Linked DNA regions of Homo sapiens: all the other regions are linked to region 1. The links are chromatin loops, found by intact Hi-C in ENCODE. Cell type or tissue: Panc1. All regions are shown on one strand. Links, peaks and the distances in the headings refer to the core of each region. The heading gives the core; the rest is flanking DNA. Region 1 has its middle 98 kb from the start of NIHCOLE. Region 2 overlaps LOC105379107 (a long non-coding RNA gene). Region 3 has its middle 20 kb from the start of NUDT12. Region 4 has its middle 140 kb from the start of NIHCOLE.

Region 1 (5,349 bases), core at 148-5,147:
TTTTTATTAAAAAGAAAAGCCTTACTGAGGACTACACTACCCTTACTATCTGCTAAAGTGATTTCTTCTTAACTCCTATGTCCTTCCTCACTCAGGAGTGGTAACCCTAACTGCTGTTAGGGGTGTTGGTCAATGACTCTTTCTGGCTACTTCCTGCTGAAAAGCAGTGTGAGGAACAGAAAGTAGGGATCCTCCTGGGGTTGAACTAAGAGTCCTCGGAAGAAAGGCGTGTCCATGTGTGGTTCACTCTGCAGCACCATTTGGAATTGGATTGCTTCTAGGCAAGAGTAAACAATTTGAGTAACAGTATTGAGTAGACAAGGTCCAGACGTTAATATAAAACATATGAGCAAGAGGGGGCACTAACCAGTTAACAATGTCACTAGCCAGTTTCACGAAGAAGACTAGAATTCATTAAAGAGGGATTGTAGCCATCCAGGGCTGGAGCCTGCATTTTCTTTTAATCTGTAATTGATTTTAACTTGATCTTTAAGCAACTGTAGGTTTTCTTCTACTTGACTAGAGGTGTTGATCTGGAAGCAGCATTTTTCATTTAAGACTCCCAGGTCCCCCTCCTTTGGCTGTAAGGACATCTAGGGCCTGTCTATTCTGTATTACTACTGAGGCTAAAGAGTTTATGGATTATTGTTGTGCTTTATTAGTGCCTCTCTCAGTCTTTCCAAGAAGGCTGTAGGATTCTCATCTGGCTTTTGATCTATCATGAACAGTTTAGAGTAATTAAGAGGTTTAGTCCAAGTTTTTCTGGCACTAGATCTGGGTCCTGGCACTTGTTGAATGTGCTGCCCATAGTTGCAGGTGTGACCTTAAATATGCACATTAAAAAATGTTTCCTTTTCCATTCATCTGTAGCATCATTAGGGCCCCAATTAGAGTTGTCAAGAGGAACTGCTTTCCTTCCTTTTGGGAATGGAGTTTCCATTATTTCTTCACCTTCCCTATTTTCTCTTTTCTTTTAGACCTACTACGGGAGACACATTGCTCATTTCTGAATTTCTCTGCTGCCTACAGAGCTACCTGCCTCTCAGCTGTGGTTAGGGTTTGGCTTAGGAGCAGCATAACATCCCTCCAGGAGAGGTCAAATACCTGAGTTAAATTTTGGATGGCTTCTATATACCTATCAGTGTCATCAGAAAATTGGCTTAGGTCTCCCTTTACTTGCCTAAGAGCTTGCAATGAGGAGGGAACTTGAACCCTAATGGCATCACCTCCATTGGGCCTTTCCTGTAGAGGGAACAGTGAATGTGTGAAAGTGGGAAACTTTGGAGATGGTGGAGGTGGAAGATCTGTGGCATGGTTGGAAGTGGCCCCAGATAAGGGAGACTGGAAGGGCTGGCACACTCAATAGCTGCCTCAGATGGTTTCTGCAGAATTTGCTTTTCTAGTCTTGGGGAATCATTCCCCTTGGGACCGTCTGACATGATAGGTAAAAGGGCTGAGTCAATTGTGCAATGTTTGCAAAGATATGGGTTGTCACGCAGAGCAAAAGAAAGCCTGCACATAAGGTACCTTGGACCATTTGCCCTCCCATCTGCAGAAAAGATCTAACTGTCAGTTAATATTAAAATTAAGCTTCCTTCCACAAGCCAGGCTGGTTCAAGAGGGTAAAAAGACCATGCCCTTATGCAAAAGAAAATGGGCCATGTTTTCTTCAAAGTCTCAGGGTCAAAGGAGTCCCAGTGCTTCAGAATGCACTCCAGAGGAGTACAGCCCGAAGATAACCTGTTACCCATCTAGAAAGAGAAGTGAGAAAAAGGTATCCCTTTTGCCTTCTTCCTTTTGGTATGACCCAGAGTTGGGAGGAAGACAGTGTGGGTGTCCCCCAGCTGTTTCCCCTCCGTGGTTCCTGGGTCCTGGCACCTTGTTGAATGTGCCACCCATGGTTGCAGGTGTGACCCCCAGCCATGGAACCAGAGGAACTAAGAGATTGGGATTAGTCACGCCCACCATGCAGCTGTAGTTCTCTGCCTGTGATTCCCCTTTGACTTCCTAGACTTGTATGACCTGCCTAGCTCCCCGAAAAAAAAAAAGGATCTCTCGAGAGACTATGTGAAAGTTGCTTTTGGGAAACTTTTGCACTTTCCTCCTTAATGGAGGAAGTGGGTTGATTTGGGCTCCATATCCTACTGTTATAGCCCATGCTAAAGCATTTAACCTTAGAAAATGGTTCTGGTTAACTTCTGAACTTAAAAATCCCCTTACTAATTAAATACCATTCTAATTAGAGGCAGAATAGGTGACTTAAAGGAATGTGGGAACCAAATGGCTATTTTCCTGCTGATGGGACAGTATTGAGACTAGAATTTAGCTCCGGATAATATGTTACTCCTAGTTGTTGAAGGCAGAATTTCGCCATTTACAGGAGCATGAAGGCTGGTTTCTAGTAGAGAGGCACAAAAAGGGAAGAGAATTGGTAAGCTAAGAGTGTTTTGGTAACGAACCAATGGTGTGCCTCATGGAGATTATCTCGATGCCACTAGGTGGTGCTGTTGACCTTGAAATGCTATGTGCTCGCCACACCAAGGGCAGAGTGACGTTGACATGCCATGTGTTCTTCAGACCAAGGGCAGAGAGAGACCTGGAAATGCCATGTGCTCTCCAGACCAGGGGCAGAGAGTGACCTAGAAATGCCAGGTGCTCTCCAGACCACGGGCAGAGAGTATGCTCGGTGTAGAAGGGAGACCCTCTGTTTTTAGAAAATCAGAAAGACGCCTTCCCTTGAGCTATATCCCCAGTTACTACAATACTCCTTGATCTTGCCAAATAAGATTACTTCCCTGAACTGTAAAACTTCCCACATATTGCATATGCAGAGAGCATAGGAGATATGGCAGTTGTGGAGAGGAAAGGAGGAAATTACAATAGAAAAGTTGGAGATTATGTAGCCGACACCCCATTGGGTGGTCAGAGGTTGGGGTCAGTCCAGAAGCCTTTGGATAAAACCAGGGGATAGCCCCAGCCAGGAATCCTTAGTTGCACTGAAACCTCTTTCAGCCCCATGCAACAGTTAAGTCCTCCATGAAAGGAAGCTGGTTCAAACATGGCCAACATGTCCAGCAACCCGTGGTTGCAGGGGATTCTCCATGTTCTCCTCAGCAAGCTTCACATCTAGGTCTTTAAGAACAGCAGCCACATTAACTGTGTTTTTACCTGGCTGACAGATGCCCTTTATTGATTTGATTTGGTTCTAAAATGGAGGGCAAGAGCCCCGAAATGAAAGGACAGAGTTGGAGTTTGCTCCTCTACTCACCATTTTGATAAATGTTTTACCTTGGTATCCTGGACGAGATCTCCAGTATAAAGCAACTATGTTGTCTGGGTTATATACCCAGGGTTCATCGTCTCAAGCCAGGAAAATTTAGGACATGGTCGCATACTAAAAGTTTAGGAGCAGGGGTTTAATAGGCAGAAGGAAAGAGAAAGAAAAACAGCTCTCTCTATTGAGAGGGGACTTCCGAGCAGAAGGAAAGAGAAAGAAAAACAGCTCTCTCTATTGAGAGAAGACTTCCGAGCAGAAAAAACCAGCTGGCGGTGGACACACCAGTTTTTATATCCCGGCTTGAGGAGGCAGTGTCTGATTTACACAGCGTTCACAGATTGGTTAGATCAGGTATGATGTTTACATAGGGTTCAGGGACGGCTGGTTGCCCCATCCTAATCTTAATATAAAAATAAATTCTCCCCTTGGCCAGTACCATCTTGTCTGATCTTTATTGTACACGTGGCTGGCAGAGAAGGAAAGATGGAGCCACCATCTTGAACATGTGTATCCCCTAGTTCCTGCTGGCATTCACCTGTGCAAACTCCCAGCTTTCTTGTCTGTTTGCAGCTTGTCTTTACTGTCTGCTCTTTGTTAGAAAATAATTTGTGGCTGCTTTTCATTAAAAAGAAAAGCCTTACCAAGGACTCTCATACCCTTATTATCTGCTTAAGTGATTCCTTCTTAACTCCTATATCACTATTGTATACTTTCATTTATATGCCAAGTAGGCAAATTCATAGAGGTGGAAAGTGGATTAGTGGTCGCCAGGGTCATAAGTATGGAAACACATTGAGCCATATGGAGTGAAGAAAGTGTTCTGAAATTAGATTGTGGTAGTGTTTATGCAACGTTGAGATATACTATTAAAACTCCAGTAAATTGTATACTTTACATGTATAAATTTTATAGTATATGAATATCTCAAAACTATATTTCAAAAAATAAAAACGAAATTTAAAATTATAAGTGCATAACTGAAACTAGAATGTAGCATACTAACCCTAAACATCTAGCATACTAACCCGTAAATCTATATTAAACATGGCTTTTCCTCAGAAGATATTCCATAATACAAAAATGATGTCAAACAAATAGAAATTGAGCAGAAGAGCTGAAAGCCATAATCTTATAGGCTTGAGTTGTCAGAGAATCCAATAGGACTTCCAAAAGAGAGGGATTATAGTGAATAGAATCCTAAAATCTCCACATAAATAGCCGCTTAACCTCTTTACAGACAGTTAAATTATACATGGAGGGAGAACAGACACCAGAAAACAGCAAGTTAAAAGCTCAAAGTAGTAAGCAAAGATTTAAGATACCGTCCACCTCAGAAAGAGGGAGTTTGCAGTTTAAACACTTCCAGATGAGAGGGTTTTGGTCAACATCTCAGGCTTTCCATAGATCTGCCCTAACAAAGTGTAGATCAAGAATTACAACTTCAAAGTTATCAATCAGTAGTTTAGCCTGGTAGAACAAAATCCACATTTCAGGGCAAGATGATAGAATTCAAAATTTAGACAATGTATCATTCACAATGGTAAGGGTATGACAAAATATTAACAGACATGAGAAAAAGGAAGTAAATATGATCCACTATAAATAAAATAAATATTCCTAAGAAACAAACTCCTCATATACCCAGTTAATAGAATTGATAGTCAAGGACCTATCTATTATAAATATGTTCAATGACTTAAAATAACTGAGCTGAGACTGCACCACTGCACTCCAGCCTGGGCGACAAGAGTGAGACTCCATCTAAATAAATAAACAAAACACAAAATATGCATTACATAAATATATAACATAATGAACATCTGTATAAAAAGATGTTTTCAAAAATTTGTGGTTGTGATCACTTATTAAAAAAACAAAAATCCAACTGGGACGTTAATGAGATTTCAGTGAATCTATATCAATTTGGGGAAAATTAACCTATTAAAAATATTGAGTCTTCCAATCAATGAGTATAATTTATCTATTTCTATTATCAGTGTTCTATAGTTTTCAGCATACTGATATTAAAAATACATTCTACTATATTTATACCTAATATTCACTTTTTTATA
Region 2 (5,349 bases), core at 164-5,163, 370 kb after region 1:
ATAAACTTAAGCTATCAGACAATCTAGATAAAAAATATAAATAAAAAATAAAAGCAGTAAGATTGTATGCTTGTCTTCATCCAACGAAATTACTATTACAACTTTAATGTATTACTTCTGCTATACTTATATCTTCTATAAATGTTCTAAAATTTATCAAATTCTATCACTTCATGTGTTCTTTACTGTTTTGCTTCCAACAAACTACCCTCCCCCCTAAAAAAGAAAATAAAATGAATTGCTAGGAAGCTTAATCATCGTTATCTAAATGATTTCTATGTCTGAGTAGGGTTGATAAAATAAGACCAATGTGGCTGGGCACAGTGGCTCACACCTGTAATCCCAGCACTTTGGGAGGCTGAGGCGGCTGGATCACGAGGTCAAGAGATCAAGACCATCCTGGCCAACATGGTGAAACTCCATCTCTACTAAAAAAATAAAAAAATTAGCTGGGCATGGTGGTGCACACCTGTAGTCCCAGCTACTTGGGAGGCTGAGGCAGGAGAATCTCTTGAACCCAGGAGGTGGAGGTGAGCCGAGATAGCACCACTGCACTACAGCCTGTCAACAGAGCGAGACTCTGTCACACACACACAAAAAAGACCAATGTCATTAAGCCATCTCATGCTTAGAACTACATGCTTAGTTCAACAAAATTAGAACTACAGGAGCTAGAGTAAATACATCTGCTTTATTTTTGAAGAAGTATTATTAAATGTATACAAAGTCTTATGGAGAAGGAGCCTTGTTGGGAGTGTAAACCTGAGCTATATGATTTGGAGGATAAATATAAATGTAAATTCTGTTATTCAAGTAGAAACATGGGTATCAGGATGTGATTTACCCTTAGATATTATGTTACTAAACAAGTATCAATTTTTAAAGCTAAAAACCCAAACCCATAAAAAGCATAAACATTTCCAATTTTTCCTGCAGCAGAGTATCTTTCAGAGTTTTGCTTTATATACTAGTCATAGTGGTATACATATATTTACTGGTTTATTAGGACATCTCTGGTCAGGTCTTCCTAGTATGCTTATACTGGGAATTTTATATTATTATTATTACTTGCAACCAATCCCTACATCTGCAAGCATGGAGTTGTAAGACCAATACCTTTTCCTGAACAAGTTAAAAAATACAAAACTTGTTTCAGGGCTTGGCAACTATCTTGGCATTTAGCTTTCAATTCAAATGTGATTTTTATGTTAACATATATATTGGAATTGAAATGTTCAGTATTTAGTTGATTTTAAAAGTCAGAAATTTACTAACCCATTTACTACTTATCCAATTATATAAAACATGCCTTTTTTTTTTTTTTTTTTTTTTAATTCTGAGTCTCTCTCTGTCGCCCAGGCTGGAGTGCAGTGGCACGATCTCGGCTCACTGCAAGCTCCGCCTCCGGGGTTCACGCCATCCTCCTGCCTCAGCCTCCTGAGTAGCTGGGACTACAGGCACATGCCACCACGCCCAGCTAATTTTTTTTGTATTTTTAGTAGAAAAGGGGTTTCAGCGTGTTAGCCAGGATGGTCTCGATCTCCCGACCTCGTGATCTGCACGCCTTGGCCTCCTGAAGTGCTGAGATTACAGATGTGAGCCACCGCGCCCGGCCTGAAGTTTTAGTTCAATATCTTTCTGAGATTTGAAATAAAAATATATTATTTACCAAAATAATCTCAAATATGTTACTATTTTAGAAAATATCTCATTATAAGTACCTGTTAAAGTTGTAATTTTTTAGGCAACAAAATTCATTCAAATAAGACTCAAAATTTTAATATTATCATAGAAAAGAGAGACTATTTCCAAAATCTTGGACAAAGAACAATTCCCTCTATCAGAGAACATTATCTTCATCTATTTTACTCTACTAAACAGCTTGGTGGAAAGAGATGAGAGTGAAGAGTGGCCATAAAAAAGAGATACTCTTTCAGCCAGCTAGTAAGTTAAAATCGTGTATTTATTTGAGCACCAAAGTGAAGCCATATTGCCCTGCTATCTGACCTAACTTTGAATATATACATAGAACATGTATTTTAACTAATAGAAAATCCAGATGGGTCAGCAGTTAGAAGGCTGGGCAAACACTCAAAAGGTAGCAGGGACCTAGTTGTCAAAATCAAGTTGATAAGTAAAATTCTAGTAATTTGAAGGTAAAAGGAGAAGGGAGAAGGGAGACTGCCAAGAATCCAGCCCTTCATGGGCACTGCATGAGGTCCAAGACAGAAATGCAGGCATGTAGGAAAATAAAATTCAGATAAGGACTGGAAAAATATCTTCCAAGATGATTTAATGGTAAGTCTCAAAAATTAGACCTCTTTAAATACCTGCTACCCAAGGTAAGGAATAGACTGTAGATAGCAACGAAGCTACAGCTATGGGTGAAGGTCAAATGGCGCCAATTTGAGAAAAACTTCAATGTCTTTTGACATCCTGGAATGGAAAGCTTGCTTGGCAGAATACTACTCAATGGAAAGAATACTAGCAGCATCTAGTGGCTGGCCTCTGTAAGTGCCCCTGGGCCTAGGTCCTAAGGTAGAAAAAGTGAGATCGTAAACATGGTGAGCTATTGATAGACTTTAATGTATTTCTTATTTCTAGGAGAATGACAGTAGAAGTAAGGGCAATTGTCTACACTACCACTTTCAAAGTATCATGGGAAACATAAAGAAGCATAAGGTATTCAAATAGTTTAACAGAACTCTGTTCCTGCTATAATTTACTCTGTTAGACCAAATCAGCAAAGTATGGCTGAGCATACTTACCTTTTCATATTTTTTATCAATCTACATATAGCATTAAAGTAATAAATAATTAATTTAGAAAGAATAACCTATGACATAATTCCTGTGCTCAAACTACATATGGTTATAGAGCCTGCTTGGATTCTACTTCCAGATCTACAACTGGTATTTTTCACTTACTTATTGCTGAAGTAGTCTCCATATTGTAATATTACATGGAAGAAGGATTTTCTTACTGTTTGGTATTTACCGTTTTAAATTATTTACGCTTAGTGATCAATATATGATTTTGATCAAAATCAAATGGTGATCAACATGATTTATCCTAAATGTTCTGAGAATCATTAAGACAAATTATTTGGTAGAAGTATTCTATTGAAGAAACAACTCTATGACAATTTTGCCAAATATCTGGGCATGATAGGGCATCAGTGTAGTTTTTCAAAGGAATGCACATTTAACAAAATATCAAAAGGATCTTAAGTGGATGGAAGAATCTTCTAACAAAGGAGTGTTAGATAGCTGAAAAAAATCAGTTAATTAAGCTCCCCTTTAAAGATAGAAAAGAAATAGAAATTACTTGAATTTTCATTTACTTGGCTGTTTTTAAAATATTAACAAGTCAGTTAAATCTCACCTCTAACTGCTATATTAGAATTTAGCTTTGATAAATAAGGATCATTCTTTTTCTGAATGCAGCAGAGTTGCAAGTTTCTTGTTAAAGCCTTTTAGAAGGTAGTTTTTTTTTTTTAATTCACAGCTCACTTCTCTTCTTTTCTTAATTAGTAGCTTGAATGTGATTTTCCCTTTTTAAAATTGAGCAGGCTGTGTTGCTAAATGGTGTTTTTGACATTCCTGCACTGGGGACAGATTCAAAACAGAGGCAGAAGACAATAGAGATTGACTACATACTTCATGGACCCAAATCGAGGCAAATGCTGGTAATTACAGGAATTCAGCAACACTTTGTTTGCTGGCATCTGTACTTGGAAAAGCAATGAAATAATCATGGACAAATATGATGTGAAATGTGTTTATGGAGCAGCATGTTTTATTAACACTGAGCACTGCGGAGAGATAAGCACCACTTGCTAATTTTAAAATTTCTATGAACTGTGGCAATTAAGCCTAATAATTATTTAAAGACTATAATAAAGATGAGACCATTTTGAACTGCGTTTAGAGAAAAGAAAAAGTGCTCAAGTTCAGTTTGTATGATACATCACCTATGCAATTTTTCCTATCTGTTATGATTTGAAATGGGAAACATTTCCTGACACATTCCCCTGAAATTTAAGGATTTATCAGTTTTCATTTTGCTGCTTTGTTAATTTTTTCTTGTTTTTGTTGTTGTTGTAACTATTTACTGGGAGTCTTTTGTACCTAGATGTTAATTTTATAGAGTGTTTCCAAACATTCTGGGGGCCATCAGAAAACAATAGGTCTAATTGAATAAAGCATTAAATATATTAACTTTTTCTTTCAGAATAGCAATTTTTCCACTTACAGATTATAATAAATAACAACAGGAAAGGCAGTGATTTTTCTGAGTCCTTTAGTGGCAAACTATTTCCAAAGTTTCAAAGAGACTTGTTAGAGCCCTGGGCAGAGTACAACACTGTCTTTCACTGTGTTAGCCCAGTGATAACAAAAACAGACTGGACATCAAAGCAACCAGAACGAACGCTGCAGGATTTAAAACACAAACAGACAGGAAATTGAATTACTGATCATTAATATTTATTTTAAAGAAAAGTTTAATATATTTCGCTTAATTTCCTGTGGAGAAAACAAAACATTTTATTCTCTCTTTTTGCCCCTCCATATTCTTATGCTATCCTTTGCAATTCGTTGTCATTTCTTGAGTTATTTTAAAAGATAAACTTGCACATTTTACTTTGCAGCATAATAAAATTAACGAATAGCTATGTTCTGAGTATAAACAAGGGAATGCCAAGGTTCATTCATCTCTCTTCTTCCCTCACAAAATAAGTTTATTATGGCATTTATACTGAAAGAAAATCATTTCTTTGGCACAGAAAAGGGATGCTGCCAATAATTACTTCTGAATCAGATTTCTGTCAATAGAAATGGAATATGATTGCCCCACCATCACCCCATAACAACAACAACAACAACAAAACCAGATGAGTTGATTAGCAACCCTGTGTCTATTGATTACATTCTTCTTGAACTGTCAGCAAGATCATTCCAAAATGTTGGTACGTATTCCCTAGTTGCAAAAGCAAATTCTGTAAAAAGGAACACGGAAAAACGGATTGTGTCAGTAGCGTATTTTCAATGCCTCTCTTTTTTATTTGCACTCACATAGCTGAAGAGGAACAGAGCTGGCTTTGGGCAGAAAGATGAAGTAGGAAATTTACACCCAGCTTTTTTCTGTGGTCTCTAATCTTCCTGAGTTGTGAATTTATCCCACTTCCAAACCTCCAATCCCTCACTGCCCCCACCCTCAACACATATACTTCAAACTCTCCTCTTTGTTTTAAAGTTAAAGGCTTAGAGCAATTTTTGACTCCCAACACAAATGATTCTAAGTCAAAAACTGATTTTTCCTGAGACGTGCATTTTAATTCAAATTTCT
Region 3 (5,349 bases), core at 298-5,297, 600 kb after region 1:
CCAATAGACCACCCTTATGAATTTCTTGAAGGCAGGAACTGAGTTTATTCATTTTTATATCTCTAGCACGTGACAACTGGTAGGTGGCAAAGCAACATGTTGCTTTCGCAGCCAAAAGATCATGATGGAGATTCATGTTTTAGTCCTAGTTTCAATAGCTTGACTTTCTAGTTTCTCATATGTAGACGTGGAATAAAACAATCTGCAGGATTGTTGTGAAATTGGAAGATATTTATGAAGTGACTAACCCAATGTCTGCTATATATAAGGCACTATTACATGTGCTCAATAAATGTTGGTTGAATTGATTTTTTACAATAGCTCTTTCTATTTATATATTAGCTCAAAATCTTTTCAGAATTCTCAGAATTCAAATCACCATCTTGTTCTTGTTCACTCATTCTCATATACCATAATTTAAACATTGCCCTCACTGTAAGAATAAAGAATGTTACTGTGTATTCAGGCAATTTAGGCATTTGAGGGAAGTATGTTCAATGCTTCCCAGAATTAAAATAGTTTAAAATATCCTCAGAAAGGGGAACTAAAGTTCAGGGCATTCAGCTTTATTTTCTCTTCCATTTCTCACTAAAAGGGAAAAAAATGCTTCAATATTTATAAGACTAAGAATAATGGATGTGCATAATTTTGCCTTAACATACATTTCTGCCTTTTAAAACCAGTTTAAACTCAGTGAAAAGCCAAGAACATAGACTTAATTATGCAGAAAAAGGATGCTTTAACTGCAGTGCACATTCAATAGACAAAATCCAAAGAAAGCAGTCCTGCCTCAAACGTTTACAAATCAATTCATTATATTGATTTGGAATGAGTTGTGCTGTAATTTAAAACATAGATTACCACAGGCCAAACTAAAGTTCTCTTTCTAAGGCACTGTCACTTGGCTGCACACATGACCTGAGAATTTTCAAGAAACAGTGATTTGCCTAACCTTATAAAAAGCTATTGTATGTAAATAATAGGTTTTAATGGAGTAATAATTAAAATGTAATCAAAGTTAAATTTCAATAGTATGCCAAAAATTGTGTGTTTCAGTTAACTAATAACTTCAATAAATCATTGATATCTTATTGAGAACAGGCAGTGTGCTTCTATTTCAAAATGATTTATTCCACATATAATGCATAGAATGTTTCCATTTCATTTCCTAATTTTAATGTAATCCTTGAAGAAAATTTTAAGATTCCATTCTGTCTTGTTTGTTTTTCGTGGGAAAGGCTGCTCCTTGGGGAATCGGTAATTATGCCTCAGAGTTCTATTGTCCTCCTCACACCTTTTGATGACTTGCTGTTTTATCTTAATATAACTTAAACATTTTATCATTTTTTTTTCACTGGTCAGTCTTAAAAGGTAGGAATAATAATAGCTGCTGCTACATAGTTCTCAAAAGCACTGAAACTATAGTTCAGGAAGACTCATTGAATTTTAATTACACATCTAGGAAATGGGGGTATGAGGCCAACCAGTTAATTAGAGAAATGGCTAAAATGCATGCTTCTTGGGGAGGACAGAATTTTTATCAGTAATTTTCTTCATAGTAAAATACAGAACCTAGTGAATGCAGGAGTCCTGAGAGTATAAGTAAATAAAATAATAATTTGCAACTGAGTTGTTCCTGAGACAGCCTGAGAATCAAGAGAGAATGTAACAGGATCTTTCTATACCATTAAGTCTCCTTCACTGAAATCCTTCCTGGGCCTCAGTTTCTCCATTGGAGCAATGATCTCATTAAACTACATAAGCTTTCAATTCTATGCTAACTTTAAGTGTTCTGAGTTCTTAATGTTAAATAATCATATTAGTAAAAGAAATCAACTACTCTGCTATTATCTGATATCTAGATGATATATGAACCTATAAATATACAAATATTTAAATAAGCCATATGTAAGTTATTGAAACACATGTACAGAAGAACTATTAAAATCCAAGAACATAAAACAGTTGTTGATATGACTTCCTAAAAAGTCTTTATTGTTTCTGGTAAAATGACACAAAAGTTGTGAAAAATCAAATACCTCAATGAAAACAAAAATTCCTTGCTTGTCCAGTTTCCTTTTCTATGAAATGAAAGAAGAGAATTGCAACAAATTACGGTCTCTGAAACAAATTATAACTAAAGAGCATTTTTGAAATTATTTCCATAAATGTCAAGAGCAATTTAAGCTTTCTAAAATTTGTTACCCTGGTGAATCAGAGTAGTTTTGCTTTATAAGAGCTTTCTTAAAGTTTGCCACAAAATTTCAAAATACATAACTACCTTTTCATCAATAGAAATAAATGTTGCTGTGACATTTTTCCAGCAAATTTTAACAGGATTCAAACTACCTTATCTTTCTAATTTTAAGTATTCACATTTTTTTTTCTGGTTATGGAATAAACCAGAAACAAGGATAAAACAAACCTATTTTTCTCAGTTATTTGATCTCACAATGATAACAAAATTCAGTCTCTAAACTAGTATTTCTAAATACATTTATCCATAATTTTCAACTGATTTCAAAAATAATTCTCAAAATAAATTGGAGATAAGCATAGGTATTTAAGGACTCCTTACTAATTGTATTGCTCCTGTGGTACTACTGAAAGACATCACTTTCTGAGCTGATTACGTACCAAAAGCACAAAGTTTGCTAGCACTGCCACCTGCTGTTGACTCTAAATCATTTTCCAGCATGTATAAAATAAATGGAATAGCTCCGGCAAAGTGGTCAAGAAAATAAGCATCCACACAAAATTTAAAGACATTTTTGTGTGCAAACCAATGACAACAGGCAAAGTTATACCTATGCTGTAATACATCTCTTCTCATAAGAGAGGGGCTTAATAGGTGACTGAAAAGGCCCCTGAGCCATTTTGGTTATTCACATTAGATTGAGATATATTTTTTACAAGAGCATTTTCCATGTGACAAAAAAGCAGGAGATGCAGTACAAAATAAAGTGAAGGCAATAAAGTTCTTCCAGAGGGAATTAACTGGTCTTCTTTTAGTTGAGTAAACCATGTTCAATGTATGTAGGGAGATAGAAGTATACATGTAGGAAGATATAAGCAAATGTGGCAAAAATTGGTGAATCCAGTTGAAGGATATATGGGAAATCACTGTTTTAGCCCTTCTACCTTTCTTAGGTTTACAAACTTTCTAAATAAAAAGATGGAGAAAAAAGTATAATGTTCTGATATATTAAATCCGCTTTACCAGTGCAGCTAAACTTCATGGAATTTAAAAGAACATTGAAATTATATTAGACAAGCTTAATGCACAATTTAATGTTTGAGAAAAATTGAAATACTTTTTTTAAAGAATTGTGAGGATTTCTTTCTTTTTCTCCCTTATTCTAGAGAAACAGTTGCCTTGGGTCTTACGGGAGATGGCTAGTTGTGTAGTTGGAGCATTGACCTAACACTGCCTCTGGGTTAAGGAAAGAACAAAGTGTATAAAAGAACATGACTATATCCAATAGCTGTTTCTTTTACAGTTTAACGGCTTCAGAACTCCCTGTTCATTAACTTTAAAGCTTTATCAGTGTGCTTATCAGATTTCCCTATCAACAGTAAGAAAAAAAAAATAACTGAAAACTTCTTTGAAACATATTCATGAAAATAATTATTTTTTAAAAAATTCTAAAGTTTCTTATTTTAATAAGAAATTTAACCTTTGAATAATAGACAGCTTTTGGATTGTCTGTCCAATCTTCTTTCTACAAATTTCTCCTCCTACCTCCCCTAATCCATAGAGATTAAAATTCTGTGATTTAAATTACATAGTGGGTCACTTACAGCCTACCAGCTGGTGCTTCTGTCTTTTGGGAAATCAGAATTGGGATTCAGAAAGGATGGTCGAGTCTTTGATGTTTTCTAAAGTTGAGACAGGTAAACTCAGGGGCTATGGTGCTGTCACTGAGTACCAAATGAATGAAAAAGCAGGGAAAAATGACCATTTGAAAAGAGCAAAGAAGGAAACACACACATAGAAATAAGGAAAGAAGAAAATCCAGAAAGAGACAGAGAGTAATAGTAATGCCTGACAACTTTCTAGTTCCACATGAACACAGCAGTACTTCTACCCGTAGGTTCTACAACATTCCCCTGTATCCATATAAACCCTTCTCCATTGTAATACACTAGATTGCTGTGGGATGTTATTTCTTGAAGCCAAAAATCTTGACTCCAATAAGATGTTAACATTACAAAAATACAGGGAAAATTTTGATACAAAAAAAATTAGAATCCCAGCCAACAATAAAAAAAGCTGAAAAATGTAGCTATTACCCATGAGATACAATTTTAGATATAAGTGTGCATGCACGTGCACACATGCACACACACACACACACACACACACACACAAAACTGAAATATTTATCTTAAGCAGGGTCCATGCCTAGGAATTATAATGGTGTTTGTAGTAGATTGTGATATTATTTCAAAATATTAACTGCTTCTCATGACTTGCTTTGGTCAGTCCAAAATAAGCCCAAGTGACTTGTGGCATTGCCAAGCAGGAACCTTAATGCCACCTTGGCTTTCCTTTCCCTAGACCATACAAGAAAGAACAACAATGTAAGGTTGTGTTACAATAATGTGAGACTGTGTTACATGTCAATCTGCAATAGACATATAACATGAAATCAATCTATTTTGTTGTCACTGAAATTTAGAGGTCGATTGTCACTGCAGTATAACCTGGTAAAAACTGGTACATGTCTAAAATATTCTCATTATTAAAATGCTAATGGGTAAGAAAGTAAATATTTCATTTTGAAGTCCATTTGTTATTGCTAATAAGCTTATATTTTAAATAAGCTCTTTTAATTTTCAAGGTATCCTGCTGTTAATGATTTTAGGGGTCTTTACACAAATTAATTACCAAATGATATATTTATCACTTCCTCCACGTTTTTAAGAATTGCCAATACAGTTATCAAAAATACATATTTCTTCTTAAAACATATTTCAAAAACATTCTAATTTTAGTATATAGACTATATCTACTAATTTTAGTATATAGACTATATCTACTAATTTTAGTATATAGACTATATCTACTAATTTTAGTATATAGACTATATCTACTAATTTTAGTAGATAGACTATATCTACTAATTTTAGTAGATAGACTATATCTACTAATTTTAGTAGATAGACTATATCTACTAATTTTAGTAGATAGACTATATCTACTAATTTTAGTAGATAGACTATATCTACTAATTTTAGTATATAGACTATATCTACTAATTTTAGTAGATAGACTATACTAATTTTAGTAGATAGACTATACATACTAATTTTTGTATATAGACTATACTAAGTTCTAATTTTCCA
Region 4 (5,349 bases), core at 143-5,142, 240 kb after region 1:
TCTATTGGTAATTGCCTATCTCTGAATGACCCCAACACAGTCTTAATATTTTGGTTTTATAAAAGGCTTCTTATGTACTTTTCTTCCCTCTTTTCTTTTTCTGGAGAGGGTTCATGTTTTTGATCCTTTGCACTTCCATGTACATTTTAGGAACAGTTTATTGTTTCAAGAAGCTTGTTTGAGGTAGTTTGTATCTAGATTTAGGAAGTTTGACACATTTAAAATATTAAGTATGTCTATGCATGAACATTAAATATCTCTCAAGTTATATAAATCTTCATGTAAGGGTTATTCTGCATGGTAATTTTTGTGAATACTAACGGTTAGCATTATTTAAAGCTTTTATTAATTTACAGTTATTTTTTAATATTATTGAAACAAAGATCTACATTTTGGGATTTATTGATTATTTTCTCTACCATTTTTTGGTGATAGATTTTTTCTATAAATATAATATAGATATATTTGATGGCTTTGTATAGACACATATAAACATACTTACATTAAAATTATTTATATGACAAAAATAATCAATATACCTCTTTTTAAACTCCTTTGATTTTTAAAATATTGATGATGCTTTAAAGAATCCCACCAAACTCTATCTATGTTTTATTGTTTGCAACATTTTTATTTGTCATGAAGCTATCTTGTTTCAAGAAAAAATAGTAATAATTTTTCAGCTTCATTGAAGATTGTATTCACTTCTATGATATAAGATAAACATTTCTTTTTTGGTTTAATATTATATGCTTTGAATTATTCTTTAAGAAGAATTCACTCTGTTTTCTTATTTTTCTGGTGATAACCTCATATCCTTGACCAGCCTTGTATTTTAACTCTTTCTGATATATTACTGCAAACAGATGTAGTCGGATTGTTATTGAAGATGTATTTTTAGGTTTATATCTAGATTGTTAGCTTTTTGGAAGGAAGAACTGTCCTTTAGATATTTTTGTATCCCCTGAGCAATCTCTACATTGTTCTGAATATTAGAGAAAGCCGTTAGAACTTTGATCTATTAATTCTGAAATAGCATCTTTTATGAATTGTCAATGTAAAAGGTTATAGTTTAAAAATCTTGGGACCTTTTACCTTAGATATTAGTTTGCTATCACAATGCCATTTAACTTGTCTGTCTTACACTGTCTCTAGGTAAAAAAGAAGGAAAATTGCGCTTCTTCATCAGGAAAACAGTCAGAGGTTCCCAGAGTAAAGGCACTTAGTGAAATGCGAGTTAACATTATTATGTCTTCCATAAAACGTAGCACAGGTGCTACCAGTTTTTCACAAAATAAATTTCCAGAGCCCAGACAATACTTACTCATCATAGAGGTCACAGTTTACATTTTTGCTGAGATGGTATTAAAGCGTCACCTGATTCAAATCTAGCTAAGAACCAGAGAAATAAACGAATTGGTTAAGTCTGCTCAAAGTGACAAGCTGCCGGCTGGCAGACAAAGCGTTTAGAAACCAGGCTGAAAATGCTACATCTAATTTTACTTAGGACATAAGAAGAGATCCAGAAGACTGGTCTGTTTACTGGCAATGAAACACATATTCCCACGCTTAATTCTTAGATCATCTGGGAGGCGAAGGGCTTGTAGAGGAAGAAGGCAGCTCATTTCCATGGATGTTTATCAAATTATTATAAAATTGTGTGTGATATAATGTAAAGTTTGACACAGAGAATGTCATATTTTTGTTACAAAAGTAAACGTTGTTATTTAAAATTTCTAACAGGAAAGAAAGCAAATGTTTAGCATTCTAAATTATATGACTGTATGTACATTTTTTTCTAATGACTTTCTATTAGAATATTGAGAAGGTTCAGAGGTATATTTCTTTCCATTGTTCATGTGCTGTGCACGCAAACACATCTCATATATTCTGGTGGTAGAATAAGAATATGCTGCAAATAGAGAGGGCAGTAAAAAGTCTACAAGTTCTAGTGGCTTCACAAGGGCAATCTAAACTCTTCCAGGGAAAGGCCCGTGATATAAAGTCTTGCTATACAGACAATGGTAAATCTTTCCACTTAGCTTTCTATTTTCTTTCGGGCTTTGATTAGCAGGCCATGTAATTATTCATTCATTTTTGGAGTTGTGTGGCCTCTAGTGGTGTGTAGAAATATCATACAATGAATATTACAAACCTGAACATGTCTGTCTCCCAAGATTGAGAATTCTAAAAGATGCTAAGTATTATTTTAACTTAAAACAATTAGGTATACATTACTTTGACGTCGTAGGATGTTCTTATTTGATAGTTTTAGATTTTGGTATCCTGTTTGGTCTAAAGTTGCTGTTATCCCTCTCTGTATATTTGTTAGAAAATTATGTGAAAATGATTATTCTGGTTTTCTTCAAATTGTTTCTTACATTTTTCCCAGAGATCAGTGCCAAAATTTAGAATTTATAAGAAGATATTTTCCTTGAATAATAAAAATTATTTTCAAGAGCATAATCAATTTTTTAAATTTTGCTTAAGAGTTTTCTAGGCATTTTGCCTTTAACCCAAAATTGAGATGTAATTTATAGTGTGTTTTTTAGATTACCTATTTTTTACCGAAAATTCTGAGGCTTCTATTTACAAGCCTTAATACCAGATCTGACAGAATTAATGCGCTGATGGAGAGAGAGCAAAATTAATGTCACTATATTGTGTTTGATATGAAAAATGGCCACTCGCTTCTTGGTCCAGAATCGCTATATGTTGAAAGATCTTAAACGGCAGGGTAATTAGGCTTGTGAATCAATTTACCAATGTGTTCATCAAGAAATATTGAACTAGCTAGTTCATATCTTCAAAACATATTACTGTTTCAACTTCATTCTATATTTTAGTAAATTGGATCTGTTCCCTATTCTGATAAAGAAAAAATAGTATTAATTCTAAGGGGGACTCCAACAAATAGGAAAAATGTACATCTTGCCACAATAGGCAGTTTGGCATTAGTGTCTTTCGACATGTGGCACTAAACGTAGTACAGGGATTACCACTGGGACTGCCAAAATTTTTTTTCTGTGACATTCTTCTTTTCTATTTTAAAACCTTATAGATTCCAAACCTTAAAAAAACACTGAAAGCAGATGGTAGTATGTTCCACAGTTAAAGTATTTTCAAATTTATTACAAAGTATTCGCCTGCTGCTGGAGTTATTCACTAGACTACAGCTTTCAAAGACACTTCTCAATTCATCATGTTTACTAGTACAATTCCCCTCAGGTTTTAATGAAGGAGTTTACGACTAGAGATTAGAAGATAAAGACAATGCTGTATTTAGTGAGAAACGTGAGGTGATGATAAGAAAATATAAACTAGGTGTCTCCTGATGCCCTTTGCAAGAGATTATTCTGCAGCTTTATCACACTTAAACTTTATAGGTAAACTGAAGAAAATGAAGCATAGAAATATGTGAGCTATTTACTAGCAGTTATTGAAAATGGGTTTTTGATTTAGTTGCCAACTGAAAATTCAGAATCAAAATAAAACCCTTTCATGGCCATCAGCAAATACGACTTTCTAAATAAGAATAATGAATATTGCCTACATAAATGATCCCCATGTTAATTCATCCAAGATCTTTTAGAGCCAGAATAGAACTATTTTAATAGAATTCTGATACTCTAACATTAAAAAGTCACTTGTATACACACATAAAACCATATTATATAAAAGCCTGAGAAAAACAGCATTCCCATGCTGAAATTGACAAGGCGAGAGTGAATACTCTTTGAAAGAGCAAAATTCTTGACAGTTGCCAAAATCTCTCAATTCTAATATTACCAAAGTATTTAGTGGTGGGAAAAATTGAACTCTATTTGTTTGGAAAAAGTTTCTGGGTTGAAAGGGAATGATAAGAAGGATATACTCTGAGGAAAGGGTTTATATATTGGGGTATATTTTTATGTCAATAGAGCGAGATGTCATGTTTGAGTTTCAGTTTCATCTTATTCTTTTATCCATCAATATTTCTTGGCCATGTTGCTTCTTTTAATATTGCATTATTGATGTTTTCAAATGTGGATACAAATATAGAAATTAGTATTATGAATTCTCACATATACAACATCCATCTTGAACCATATTAATACCTTGTATTCTTTATTTGTTAAGGTCAAGACACAAAAAGTTTGGTTAAATAGACACAATATGAGACTAGCATCAGAAATTTCTAAGCCTTTTAGGGCAATGCTTAGCAATCACACCCCTCTACCCAAGCGAAATACAACTAGGGCAAACATTCAAATATAGATTTTAGCTTTGTTCACAGCAGGGTGTTAAAGCTGAAAGGCAGGTTAGTTATTAATTTATTAAAACTTAAATACTAAGAATACTAAGAATTTTAGCCTTTATTTGCCTGCTACTATATGCTTTCTCTTATCCTTCTCTTTCCACATTTGAAAAATGTATAAAGACAAGGAAACAACAAGTAGATAGATACACACACACAAGTGCTATGATAAACCAATATTTATACACATGTAAATACTAATATATAGCAAACTGATACACATCAGTTTATAGTTTTTATATATATAAACTATATAGAGTAAACTATTTTTATCTGTGTAAATAAACATGTTTATGTTCATATATTTATATAACAGCGAAATTGTTATATTTATAAAACAATAGAATTATTTATGTATATTTGTATGTTTATATATGTTTATTTACATGGATACAAATATCAGTTTACTATAGCAGTTGGTAAAAGTTTTAAAAATAAAGTATTCTTAATACCAGAAAATTTGTATTTAGGTTCCAAGCACCAAAGCTTGATTTTCTGCCAACCATTATACTACAGAGAAGTCCTCAAACTCACAGCCTTCACTTACAGACCTTTAGAAAAGAAAAGAGGAGGCTAGGCATGGTGGCTCACGCCTGTAATCCCAGCACTTTGGGAGGTCGAGGCGAGTGGATCACGAGGTCAGGAGTTCAAGACCAGCCTGGCCAAGATGGTGAAACCCCGTCTCTACTGAAAATACAAAAAAAATTAGCTGGGCGTGGCGGCGGGTGCCTGTAATCCCAGCTACTCGGCAGGCTGAGGCAGAGAATTGCTTGAACCCGGGAGGCGGAGGTTGCAGTGAGCCAAGATCATGCCACGGCACTCCAGCCTGGGTGACAGAGCCAGACTACGTCTAGTTTTGGTCAATATCTCCTTAGAATTATTTCTAGATTTAGTAATTCAGTGAAATTCAATTAAAATTTAAAGTTACTTGAAATGCTTACGAAGTTGGAGATAATATCTCTAAATCATCTCTAAATATTTAGAGATTTTTATTTATAAATATTACCTTCAACTTACTGTTTCATATAATTAAAAAAATCATTTCCACGCAG

The links. Hi-C counts contacts between places; a loop is a spot of excess contacts. Peaks named below come from ENCODE experiments on the same cell type or tissue, not always from the same donor. Only the 100,000 strongest peaks of a DNase experiment are listed, where the experiment ranks them.
Region 2: it touches region 1 in a loop (14-fold over the local background); 25 of 110 quality-filtered maps call a loop at or near these places.
Region 3: a loop joins it to region 1, with 15 times the contacts of the local background. A loop is called at or near these places in 55 of 110 quality-filtered maps.
Region 4: it touches region 1 in a loop (2.1-fold over the local background); 8 of 110 quality-filtered maps call a loop at or near these places.

What each region holds. Positions count from the first base shown.
Region 1 is chr5:104,176,444-104,181,792 of GRCh38, reverse strand. No RefSeq gene overlaps it. Among named protein-coding and RNA genes, the nearest start is that of NIHCOLE, 98 kb to the right of the region's middle. In Panc1, for the core only: CTCF peaks have their summits at 2,304 and 2,507 (motif pointing right); DNase peaks (open chromatin) are centred at 2,502 and 2,735; H3K27ac peaks cover 359 bases.
Region 2 is chr5:103,805,810-103,811,158 of GRCh38, reverse strand. The region is part of intron 2 of LOC105379107 (a long non-coding RNA gene); the gene reads right to left. Among named protein-coding and RNA genes, the nearest start is that of NUDT12, 250 kb to the right of the region's middle. In Panc1, for the core only: CTCF peaks have their summits at 2,201 and 2,497 (motif pointing left); a DNase peak (open chromatin) is centred at 2,478; H3K27ac peaks cover 625 bases.
Region 3 is chr5:103,579,871-103,585,219 of GRCh38, reverse strand. No RefSeq gene overlaps it. Among named protein-coding and RNA genes, the nearest start is that of NUDT12, 20 kb to the right of the region's middle. In Panc1, for the core only: CTCF peaks have their summits at 2,466 and 2,668 (motif pointing left); a DNase peak (open chromatin) is centred at 2,660; H3K27me3 peaks cover 610 bases.
Region 4 is chr5:103,939,535-103,944,883 of GRCh38, reverse strand. It overlaps a transcript of LOC105379107 not described here. Among named protein-coding and RNA genes, the nearest start is that of NIHCOLE, 140 kb to the left of the region's middle. In Panc1, for the core only: CTCF peaks have their summits at 1,886 and 2,088 (motif pointing left); no DNase peak of the experiment used is centred there; H3K27ac peaks cover 1,038 bases.